Linked DNA regions of Homo sapiens: region 1 is linked to region 2. A link is a contact called in ENCODE Hi-C or POLR2A ChIA-PET data. All regions are on one chromosome and are shown on one strand. Each heading gives the region's core, a stretch centred on a gene start or an enhancer-like site at or near the end of the contact. The rest is flanking DNA. Distances are from core to core; before and after follow the strand shown.

Evidence for each region. Hi-C counts contacts between places; a loop is a spot of excess contacts on that map. ChIA-PET counts read pairs that join two places held with the same protein, here RNA polymerase II (POLR2A). Pooled maps may share reads with other maps.
Region 1: a loop to region 2 is called in a map with no recorded cell type, with 11 times the contacts of the local background. The contact joins the enhancer-like site here to the promoter of USP28 in region 2. A Hi-C loop is called at or near these places in 2 of 37 single-sample maps with no recorded cell type and 4 of 50 pooled maps. POLR2A ChIA-PET finds 5 or more read pairs at or near these places in 2 of 52 experiments (AG04450 and GM12878).

Annotation. Positions count from the first base shown.
Region 1 is chr11:115,220,547-115,225,917 of GRCh38, forward strand. The region is part of intron 5 of CADM1 (cell adhesion molecule 1); the gene reads right to left. Among named protein-coding and RNA genes, the nearest start is that of CADM1-AS1, 170 kb to the right of the region's middle. RefSeq lists an enhancer at 1,994-2,802. Within about 2 kb of position 2,030, at least 6 of the 41 ENCODE cell types and tissues checked have a DNase peak (open chromatin) inside an H3K27ac peak, as active enhancers do; they include GM12878, where a contact is called at or near this core.
Region 2 is chr11:113,871,688-113,877,161 of GRCh38, forward strand. USP28 (ubiquitin specific peptidase 28) reads right to left here and starts at 3,885. Exons shown (of 26, transcript NM_001346252.4): 1 at 3,758-3,885. The coding sequence starts at 3,814. RefSeq lists enhancers at 1,773-2,273, 3,860-4,154, 4,144-4,393, 4,444-5,105 and silencers at 3,584-3,943, 3,964-4,123.

The sequences.
Region 1 (5,371 bases), core at 780-3,279, 1.3 Mb after region 2:
TAATAGCTGGCTGAAAAGGTAAGCGTTAGTCTTGCCTGCATTATACAGAAAAATGTTCCCCTCTGTTGACACATGCAGTATTTATAGGCATATTATCTGACCACGGGCAGATGAGCTATCCTCTCGCCCAGCCTAGGAATCAAATATTATAGAAGGTCTATGTGCCGAGATCTATCCCTGGGTGATGGAAACTTAAAAATAAATTCTGTTCCCCTTCCTTTGTCCTGAAAGAGAAACTTAAGCGTTTTCAACAGGTGGAATAGAAACCCTGGGATTCCACTGGCACCTCTAGAACTAAGGGACATTAAATTTTCCATTGAAGAGCCTAACTACGATATGAATATGTCAAAATACCAAACAATCCAGATGGCTGATTGAATAGCCCAGAGCTCATCATTTATATTTTAATTATGTTCATAAATCAAATGTTATAACCCACCAAACCTTTTCTGAAACAGAACCAGCCTCCAAGATTTATTTTTAAGTAATGAGGTAAAGCCTAGTACATTTTCTGGGGGATCATTTTACGCCTCGGTTGGTGTTGTAAGGCATGAGGCCAAAAGCCAGACGATACTTTCTACCCAAGTGCAATAACTGCCCAGAAATGTATCACTCAGAATGGCTTAATGTCATTATAAAATGGAACTGCTATATAAAAATAAGAAAAATAGTTAGGTCTGTACACTTAAAGAACATTACAGTTATAGACATGGCATCATCAACAGCCAATCAATTAGGTCGAGGGATCTGAGGTTTTCATAATACACTGTGAATTTTTTTAAACCCTGTAAAAGACATTTAGCAAGACTGCTATAGCAGACAAATTTGTTCATTAGTCAAAGTTGCACAGAGGGTTAAACACCAGGAGGCTTTAGGTCACACTACAGTAGCAACCAATTAAAAAAATAATATTAGAAAGACATTCTGATTTGATGAGACTTTCTTTAAATGTACTTTGCTCTCTCTATAAAGGGAAAAAATATATAAAAGGAAACTCTTAAAGAGGTTGGAATGGGTTGCTGGCAGATTACAATTGATTTCATGCCAGTCTGACCTTGCACCACATTCTGTGATCTTTTCAGAAGATGAAACTCAAGATTCTGAACCTGTATTTCAGTTTCCTATGTAAATGAAAAGACACAGTCTCCTCTGTAGGTCCAAACACTAACGTATCAGGTCTTTGCATTCCTTTATTTAGAAAAAGGTACTTTGCAGTTTCTTCATGACTGGGATGTCACCCTTCCAGGGTAGCAGAGAGGAGCAGAGCTGAGTCAGTGGAAAAGGCATCCTCATACCCTGGCAGGAGACATGCCAGCGGGAGACCTATTATCCCTGGAGTCCCCACAACCTTCCCTCTCTTCCTAAGAATTTCTAAATCAGGAAATGCAGGTGTCATATTTTCTTTGATGTGCTCAATGCAACTAGGTCCAGGGGCTTGAGTGCAAATCTGTTTCTGCAACTGCATTTGGGACACAGGCTCTTCTTCATGTTTCTTACTTAGATTTCACCCAATATTCTGAAACACCAAGGAGTATGGGGATTTGATGCTTGTGGATCAAGTGCTAATTGTTTCAAGTCCTACCAGGGAGAACTCAAGGGCAGCATGAGCACAGATGATATCAGAATGTCTGGGTAGCGGGTCTGGGTCAGCCCCTGTGCATTCAAGTGAGGAAGCATTGACTGAAGAGTCTTTGTCAATCATGGAGGATTATTGGAGTTTGGAGTAGAACGACAATGCAAAGATTAACCTGAGATTTGGTGAGTGTTAGAAGCTGTTTGAGCTCAAAGCAAGAATCAACCCCTACAATATGGCTGTCTAAATTGTTGGGGGAGGACAGCTTTGCAACTAAAGGAGGGCAATGTCTAGCAATGCCAGGTGACTGGGATTGGTGAATGAACGGAGTCACACAGAGCTCTCAGAGGAGTTAAAGAGAACATCTTGCAAAATATTTGCTTTCTATTGTCATAATACATTCATGAATAATTTTCACTGCCGTTTATTTTGTTTGTTTGCAAGGTGAAGAACCTCCTGCTGTTACATCTGTTGTTATGACTCATAGTACTGAAACTGGGCTTCCTGAAGAGGGCTGAACGATTGTGAGTGGGATGAGTCAAATCTGGTGGGACTGACGTAAGACCAATACCACAGTAGAATGCAGTCTTCTCTTGCTGCAACTTTCAGGTAGGTTTGTGGGTATTAGAATTACTGTTTACAAAAAAGAATCAAATTTGATCCCATGGTGTGGTGGCAGAAAGCTTTGTTCCCACTGCTTTTTAAATGGGGGTACATACTCACAGAATATTCTTCCATGTCTTGGAAGCAATTCTCATCATTTGTAAGCAAACACTGGGCAAGAAAATCCCTATAGCAAGATTTTCTGTACAAGAATCTTCCCTCTGTAACAAGAGAGGGGTTTTTTTGTTTTGTTTTGTTCTGTTTCTTGAAGTCTTGGTAACTAGAACGGTGCCAGGGACTGGCACACAGTAAGCATTCAAGACATAGTTGCTGGATGAATGAATGAAGGAATAAGTGAATGAGAAAGTGAAGAAACATTGGGGCATGGACTTCTCCTTCCACCTTTACTACTGATTAAAAAATAAATAAAATCAGATCACGAGTTCCCGTTAGTCCTCATCACAGAATATAATTTTGTTTTTCTTTTGGAAGGTCAATCCAGCCGCCCAAATCAGAGGTTCAGCCCAGGTGTTCTGCTTTACATATTTCCACTTCACCATACATTTATTTAGCACTTCCGATGTGTCTCTAAGTGGTGTCTTACAGGAAATCAGAAAGGATGTTGTTTGACCATTCCTTTTAGATTTTTAGATGCCAGCTTCACAACTATTTAACCTTCCACACAATCAAAATTTAACCTTGAGTTAAAAACCATTAAGTGAAGTATGTGCATTAGAAGACTGGTTTCACTATGTAAGTATTCAATGTCCACAGCCACACAGACACATCTTTTACAAATACATTAAGGTCAGTGAGATGAGAGGAGGTGGTTCTTAGTAAAACAGGCCTCTTTCTGCAGGGTATGCATTCAGAAGGCAGGTATAAAGGCAAAGGCTTTTCCCTTAAGGGTTATTCCAGTCTTGCTCACGATGTATTTGCCCAACACTCACTCTTTGTATTTTGAATACTGGTTACTCAGCCTCTTGACACTTTTGGTACTGCAGATTGTATCACTAACAATCTATAGTCCTTATAATATCAGGAACTTGGAACCAACACTACTCTGTGTTAACACAAAGAAATAATAGGTTAAAAAATTAGCTTCAATCGGGGTTCTTCATTCCTTGATTATTTCTCATAAGGAATCATAAATACTAAAATAACCTCCCTGAAACTCAATTCACTGCTTTAAAAAAAAAATAAAAGGGAGAGTGGGAGGAAGAGCGTATTCCGTTTAAAAAAAAAAAAAAAAGAGAGAGAGAGAGAGAGAGAGACTGGAGATCAGAGAGAAACAGGCCAAATCTGAAAACGCCAGCTATTATGCTCTGAAGAATACAACCTGGAAACAGAATTGATGAGGGAGAGGATTTGACATAGAAGCTGCTCTTGGGAACTAAGTGTTATCCTCCACTCCAAATAGGAAAGATTTTCTGATTTCCAGGTTTTCCTCTCTCCTTCAATGCAGGGCACTATCGATACCAGAGAAACATTTATTTTGGCACAGATAAAGAACAGGTTTTGATCATCTCCTCAATGCCCAATTTTCCTCCAGTTGAGGGAATGAAAGAAAAAAAAAAATCTACCCTTCTCTGGACCTTGGATGAACAGGGCTATGGATTTATAAAATACCTAGCTACATTCAGTCAATAAAACTCATTTTGAAAATGATGCCCACGTATACAATTAACTGTCAGATGATAATCAGAGCAGGCATGGCATTCAAGCACCCATTTCTAGAGTCTTTGTTTTCATTCTTCTTTTCAAAACTCATCTCTGAGTTTTCTTTCTTTTTTTAAAATATGCACAAACACAAAACCCTCAAAAAATGAGGATTTTTGCCAAACATTTTAAAGAGCAAGGCTATGATGGGTGAAAGCAGAAGCCACACAGCAGTAATTCAAGAGCTTCATATTCACCCCAGTCCAGAGGAAGGCTTTCCTCCCTTGTGCAAAGCAATCTGAATTCCATACTGAGGGTCACAGCTTTTCTTTGAATTCCCAGCTTATGTCGCTATGTGTTGCCACCTTGATGCTATTTAGACAGTTTTCTCTTAACGCTCAGACAGTGAACTGTTCCCATTTAAACAGGCTTTTATTTGACAAGAGTACATTCCCTCAGATCTGAAGCTCTACTAACCGTGCTACAATTGTATCACACTCTGCTATAATCAACCATGTTGTAAATTTGGGCACCACCACCTGTACAGACATTCGCAAGAAAAAAATGCACTGAAAGATTTTAGGGTCATACAGCTCGGAACATTAAAAAGCAAAACTGTTCTCTGCATAACATCTAAGGAAAGAGAGCTTTGAGCTCTTCCAGCTTGGGAGCATAATTATTTTCTGTTTTAAACATTTAACTGTGTGCTGCTGCTGTACCCTTGCTGAGTCTCAGAATGAAAGCTAGAAAACTAAGAGACCTACTGTATGTTCTTCATTCCCGGCAACGTTCCTATGAGAAAACCTTATTAATGAGCTTGCAAACGAGCACCCAACAGGGAAATGTCACAAACAAGAGCGGCTAATGCCCCAGAAAATCAAATAACTGAACACTTGGCTGATTGTGGTGCCTTTCATATTTATAATAAAAAAGGGGGGGGGACTTTAATTCACTGATTCTGAAGGGGTCAACACCTTGCTGAACAAAACAACTCATTTATTTATGTTCAGAAATCTCCAGATGATAAATTACATTGATGTTAATCACTTCAATGCATACTACACAATTAATATCTGTACTCACCAAAAACTTAAGGATTATTAAAAGTATGACAGCATACACATCTGGCTGATTTTTCACATAATTGGGCACAACAATTTCTCCTGGTATCACAAATAAGGGTCCTAACAAACAAACACTGCAAAATCCTGGTTCAATTAATTAGGACTTAAATCCACAAGACAAAAGCAATTCCAAGTTGCAGCTCAAGCCTTGTCTTCTATGCCATATGGTAGCACTCCATTTTAAGGACAGAGGTGCAACACTTCCTTTCTTTTTATCCTTCCTCTCTTTTTTCCCTGTCTTACTTAAAGTAAGATATTTAATGACATATAACGCAGGTTTTCATTATTTCATTTCCTTTTTAATAGTATTTTTTAAAAATTACTTGATGTAGAATTCAAATCCATGATCTGTCATTTAACCCTATTCATGTCCTGGTTAACATCCATTCATCTTAGATGGGGATAAAGAGAG
Region 2 (5,474 bases), core at 2,635-5,134:
GCGTAGGGAGAGGGGGACAAAACAGAAGGCAGGGAGCTCTTTTTAGACATCAGCGAGCTCAGTCAAGTAGAAAAGAAGATTATCTATTTAGAAAGACTGTAGGGAGGACTGGAAGTTTAAAACATTAGGAGAGTTCTAGAAAAGGCATTATAAGAGTAGTGGAAAGTCTGTGATCCAGGGCAATGGGCCCATCAACTATGAGATAGGACCAGGGGCGCCTTGGGCTCTTGGGGTCAGAACTGCCTAGATACAATTCCAACTGTACCATATCCTCACTGGGTGACCTTGGACGAATTACTTAACAAGTATAAGCCTTCTCATAGAAACTTCATGGAGTTGTGTAAGTACTGAGAGAATGCTATGTTAAGTTCTGAGCACCGAGTCTGGCACATAGTGCATGCTCAATTAGCATTAGCTATTACTATTACCAGCATTATTTTCCTTGTTAAGTACTTGCTTCATTTTACTATTGATTTAATTTCTTTGATGAAACAGAACACATGGAGAGATCTCGCCTGGTAAGATGCTATTTGCCAGTAAGTCTTAAAAATACTGTTTGCAGACCGAGGCGGGCGGATCATGAGGTCAGGAGATCGAGACCATCCTGGCGAACACTGTGAAACCCCGTCTCTACTAAAAATACAGAAACATCAGCCGGGCGTGGTGGTGGGCACCTGTAGTCCCAGCTACTCAGGAGGCTGAGGCTGGAGAATGGCATGAACCCGGGGGGCGGAGCTTGCAGTGAGCAGAGATCGCGCCACTGCACTTCAGCCTGGGCAACAGAGCGAGACTCCGTCTCAAAAAAAAAAAAAAATACTGTTTGCATTTGGGGGCAGAGGGGCATGAGAGTTGTGGAACCAATCACTGACTTACTGATGTTTTAAAAATCAGTTAATGAGACAAAAGGAAACGAAAGGTCAATAAATCAAGAGAAAGCAAAAAGGGCATTAAATTTTCACTGAAACTGGCAGGTTTTTATAAGGCTTCAGCTGACATAAAGAATGTGTGATGTGAACCCTCAGTACAGCTGCCAAGAATGACAGGTTTATAAGAACCAAACTGACTTCAAGTTGTTTCTCCTGTAATAACAGTAAATTTTGCTGCTATCGAAGTCAAGAATTGATTAAAATACAGGAATCTGTCACTATGTAACCTCTTTAGATATTCGAATACCAGTTTGCAGTCTAGAGGATTTAGTGAAATCATAAAGTGTCTACTCTCAGATTCGAGTCCATACTGATAGCATATTTCAAGAGTACTACATATTTCTCGCACTAAAATTCTTGGGAGGCCATAAAGGGTTTTGTCTGTCCTGTGTACAACTGACCAATAAGGGAAGGGAAGCAGTCTAGGCTTTAAATAGCTTCTGAGTGTCAGGGAAGGATAGCTCTCCTCAACTAGAACAATGAAATATCCTTTAAGGGAAAGGTAGAATGCCTCAGAGAGTTCAAAATAAAAGAATCCATTCTAACATGAAACTTACCAAGATGAGGAAGAAGTTATTAAAATCTTTCCTGTAAGATCAAAAGGTACTTTTCCTGTAAGTTCCTTCAACCTATCCTGGTAACTTGAAGCATTTTATTAGCAAAAATAAAAGGGGCAAACATTATCAAGCATTCCAAGCTTATCAGCTTTCCGTATAGGGCAAATCACTGGGAAGAACAGTAAATGTCATCACTCTGCAGGTGGCCAGGAATCGGAGTACTCCAGCCAGCCACAGCCACTGGAGTTCCAAGCCTTCCCAAAATAGCTATGACTTACATACAAATGCTCATCAAGTAGCTCACACACAGTCTCAAACGGAGAATGCTGAAATAGGGTCACTACTCAAACTGCGGCAGAGGTAAATGAAGATGCCACTGATTAATAGGCACATGGTCTTAAATGACTGAGCCACGACAAATTTAAATATGACTTCTCTCTCCCTTAAAATAGTCTCTTCTCTAAATCAATATGATAGTCTCCAAACTAAAATTTTCCCATGTTTTTAAATCACTGTGCTAAAAACAAATAGAACTGACCTCTGAAGCCAGAGAAAAATCTTGACACATTTCAATAGGCACTTGTGAACATCTAACAATATTTCCATTAGAAGTCAGTGCATGATACTTTCGTTTCGGAGCCCAGGACCTGGAAGTATCTTTTTCTACATGAGTTTTAAAAAGCGCATCCAGGCTGGGCGCCCTGGTTCACGCCTGTAATCCCAGCACTTTGGGAGGCCGAGGCGGGCGGATCATGAGGTCAAGAGACCGAGACCATCCTGGCCAACACAGTGAAATCCCATCTCTACTAAAAATACAAAAATTAGCTGGGCGTGGTGGCACGCGCCTGTAGTCCCAGCTACTCGGGAGGCTGAGGCAGGAGAATCGCTTGAACCCGGGAGACGGAAGTTGCAGTGAGCCGAGATCGCGCCACTGCACCCCAGCCTGGGCGACAAAGTGAGACTCCGTCTGGAAAAAAAAAAAAAAAAAAAGTGCGTCCAGACTGGGCGCGGTGGCTCACGCCTGTAATCCCAGCACTCTGGAAGGCCGAGGCGGGCGAATCACCTTAAGTCGGGAGTTTGAGACCAGCCTGACCAATATGGTGAAACCCCGACTCTACTAAAAATACAAAAATTAGCCGGGCCGGTGGCAAGCACCTGTAATACCAGCTACTCAGGAGGGTGAGGCGGAGGATGCAGTGAGCCGACATCGCGCCACAGCACTCCAGCCTAGGCAACAGAGGGAGACTCTGTCGAAAAAAAAAAAAAAAAAAAAAAAAAAGTGTCTCCATGCTAAATACTACTGGCCTTCCAGACAAAAGAGTAAAAAGGTATAAAAGGATTCTCACCTGAGGGTATCTGTCTGCCAGCTTTGTACGACAAATATAGTTTCTCATCTCCAAACTCGTATTTGAACAACTGGCACAGATTTCCCGTTTTCTCTTGAAAAAGTGCAGTACTTGAGGGGTGAGGAGGTGGTGTTAAGTTATAACATTCCGAAGTAACACTAGAAGACATGCTCAAATTGCCCTCTTCCCAAGTTTCTTCATACAGACATTAGCTTTTCTCTCAAACCAGGGTTCTTTCACTCTCACCAGATTCTTAGATCAGAAGTCCTTATATTGATTTCAATCTTCTTAGACATTGGGAACAGGAGATCATCATCAGTAGACTTTCTATTCATCACGCAGCTCCTCCCCCTCCTTAAAAATCTAGAGCGATGAAGGCAATAATTGGGGAGGCTGCGCTGTTTTGTTTTTAAAGCCGGGTTGGGAGGGAGGGAAGTGGTGGTAACTGGGACCCCTGGTCTTATAGAAGACGGTGATTAATTCCGGACTTTAAGTGAGATAACTTCGGTCTGCTTTAACCTTTTAAAAACGCCGCCATAAAACTGATTTAAAAGTCAAAGCAAAACAAAACCAACCAACGCTGCCGCTTTCGGAAGTTTCTCACCCCGGACGGGGCCCAGGAGGGCTCACCTTACTGATCCCTGCGGCGGAGAACCCCACGTCCAGCCCTTTATATTTGGTTTTCCAAAATCTGGAAATCCCCCTACAACTTCAGCTCGCCCACGGACGCGAAGATGCAGTCCTCAATCTCCGCGGCCCGAGCCCCGCAGAGCCCTTGGCCTTCTCACCCACGCTGGCGGGCGCACCCCCTGTCCCGCCCGGCCGGGGCGCCCTCCGCAGCCCGCAACCCGCAGCCCTGCAGGCCCCGCACGCTCCCCTCAGGGCCTGGAGCCCGCCCCCAGCTCCCGCTCGCCGCCGCGGAGCCCACCGAGCCGTGGCCGTCTGCCGCGCCGGCCGCGTCGTCCTGCTGCAGCTCCGCAGTCATGGCCGAGGCGCCCAGCCGCGGGTCACCGGTCTCCCGCCGCAGCCGCCGCCGGCCCAGCCTCTCAGGACTAGGCCCCGCCCCCGCCCTCCACCCCGCTCCGTCCCGCCCCCGCCCGCAGCGCGCGCCGGAGGCTTGGCCCACATGCCCCGCCCCCGGCATGCGCGCGCACGCAAGGCGCGCGGCCCGGGGCCGAACAGTTCTGCGTGCTCCCGCGCACGCCCGGCTGACCAGACGTCGGTCACGTGATCCCGGCCCCGCCTGTCGCTGTTGGTCAGCTTCACAGCCGGTGGAGGCTGCGGGCCGCGCTGCCAGTGTCCGGGAACTGGGTTTGCGAATCCTGGGAGCCGCGTTCCTGAGTCTTCTCCGCTCTCTGCCCTCAAAACCTCATTTGTAGGACTGACCTCCGGCTCCACCCTCCCCACGGGCGAGTTAAAACTGTTCCCCCGCCGTGGGAAACTGCCGAATGACCGTGGAATAAAGGATTTCCCATCAGGCTTTGTAGCCATTTCCAACTCCAATGACATGAAGAAGTGTTCACCATCTTTAAGGAGAGAAGGAGGATGAATGCAGTCGCTTGTCTAAAGCTAACCAAACGGACCAAAGCCTCCGTTCATGGGTGTCCCGCTTGGTGCCCTTAACCCTGATGCTCTTAACCTGGGCATGATAAGGAAAATTGCAGTTTTTCCATTTTCGATTTTCAGAAGTTCAAACTAAAATTTTGTGTTACTTTGTTACGTTTGAGCCAGATATTTACGATTTCATGTTAAAAGACCAGGTGCTCCTATTGAATTGTTTTTTGTTTGGTTGGTTTCGGTTTGTTTTTTTTTTTTTCTTTTTTTTTGAGACGGAGTCTCACTCTGTCCCCTCAAGCTGGAGTGCAGCCGCACGGTCTCGGCTCACTGCAACTTCCGCCTCCTGGGTTCAAGCGATTCTCCTGAGTAGCTGGGATTACAGGCACGCTGTACCACACCCAGGGTTTCACCATGTTGCCCAGGCTGGCCTCGAATTCCTGACCTCAGGTGATCCGCCCGTCTCGGCCTTCCATAATGCTGGGATTATAGGCGTGAGCCACCGCGCCAGGCCTGAATTGTATTTTCAACAACTGTGTGGGAATTGTGATTACTGAACCATGTTTCACATTTAAGATACAAATGTGTTATGATGGCAAACCCACTTGACAGGCTGCTGGGTGTCCCAAATCTGCGTAGAGGCTGAGTGTGGAAGCGCGTCTTTTAAGAGTAGCACCTACACCCTTGCCCTGGTCTGGTCTGACTCTCAAGCTACACTTTTAAGTGTGAATTTAACATGGACGGTGGCCTTTCCTATACTCCTGGCATTGTTGTCGCTGGGATTGTTATGTTTCACCTGCAGGCCTCCCTAGTCTGCATGCGGGCGCAGTTTTTGACAAAAGGAAACAGGTACAGGTCAGGTGCAGCTCCCAGGAGAGGCCAGATTACTCTCTGAGGCCTGAACTAGGACTCCTGCAACTTCCACCACCTGGAGATACAGGGATCCGCTTCCCCTGGCAGATTAACTGGCAGATTGGCATGGCTGCGGTGATACTAACTTGGAATCTTCCACATTCAACAGGCTGACTGTGTTTGTGTCTGCGAGTAGTAGGACATTTTATGTATGTGGCTCTGCCATTTTTCCTTTCCTC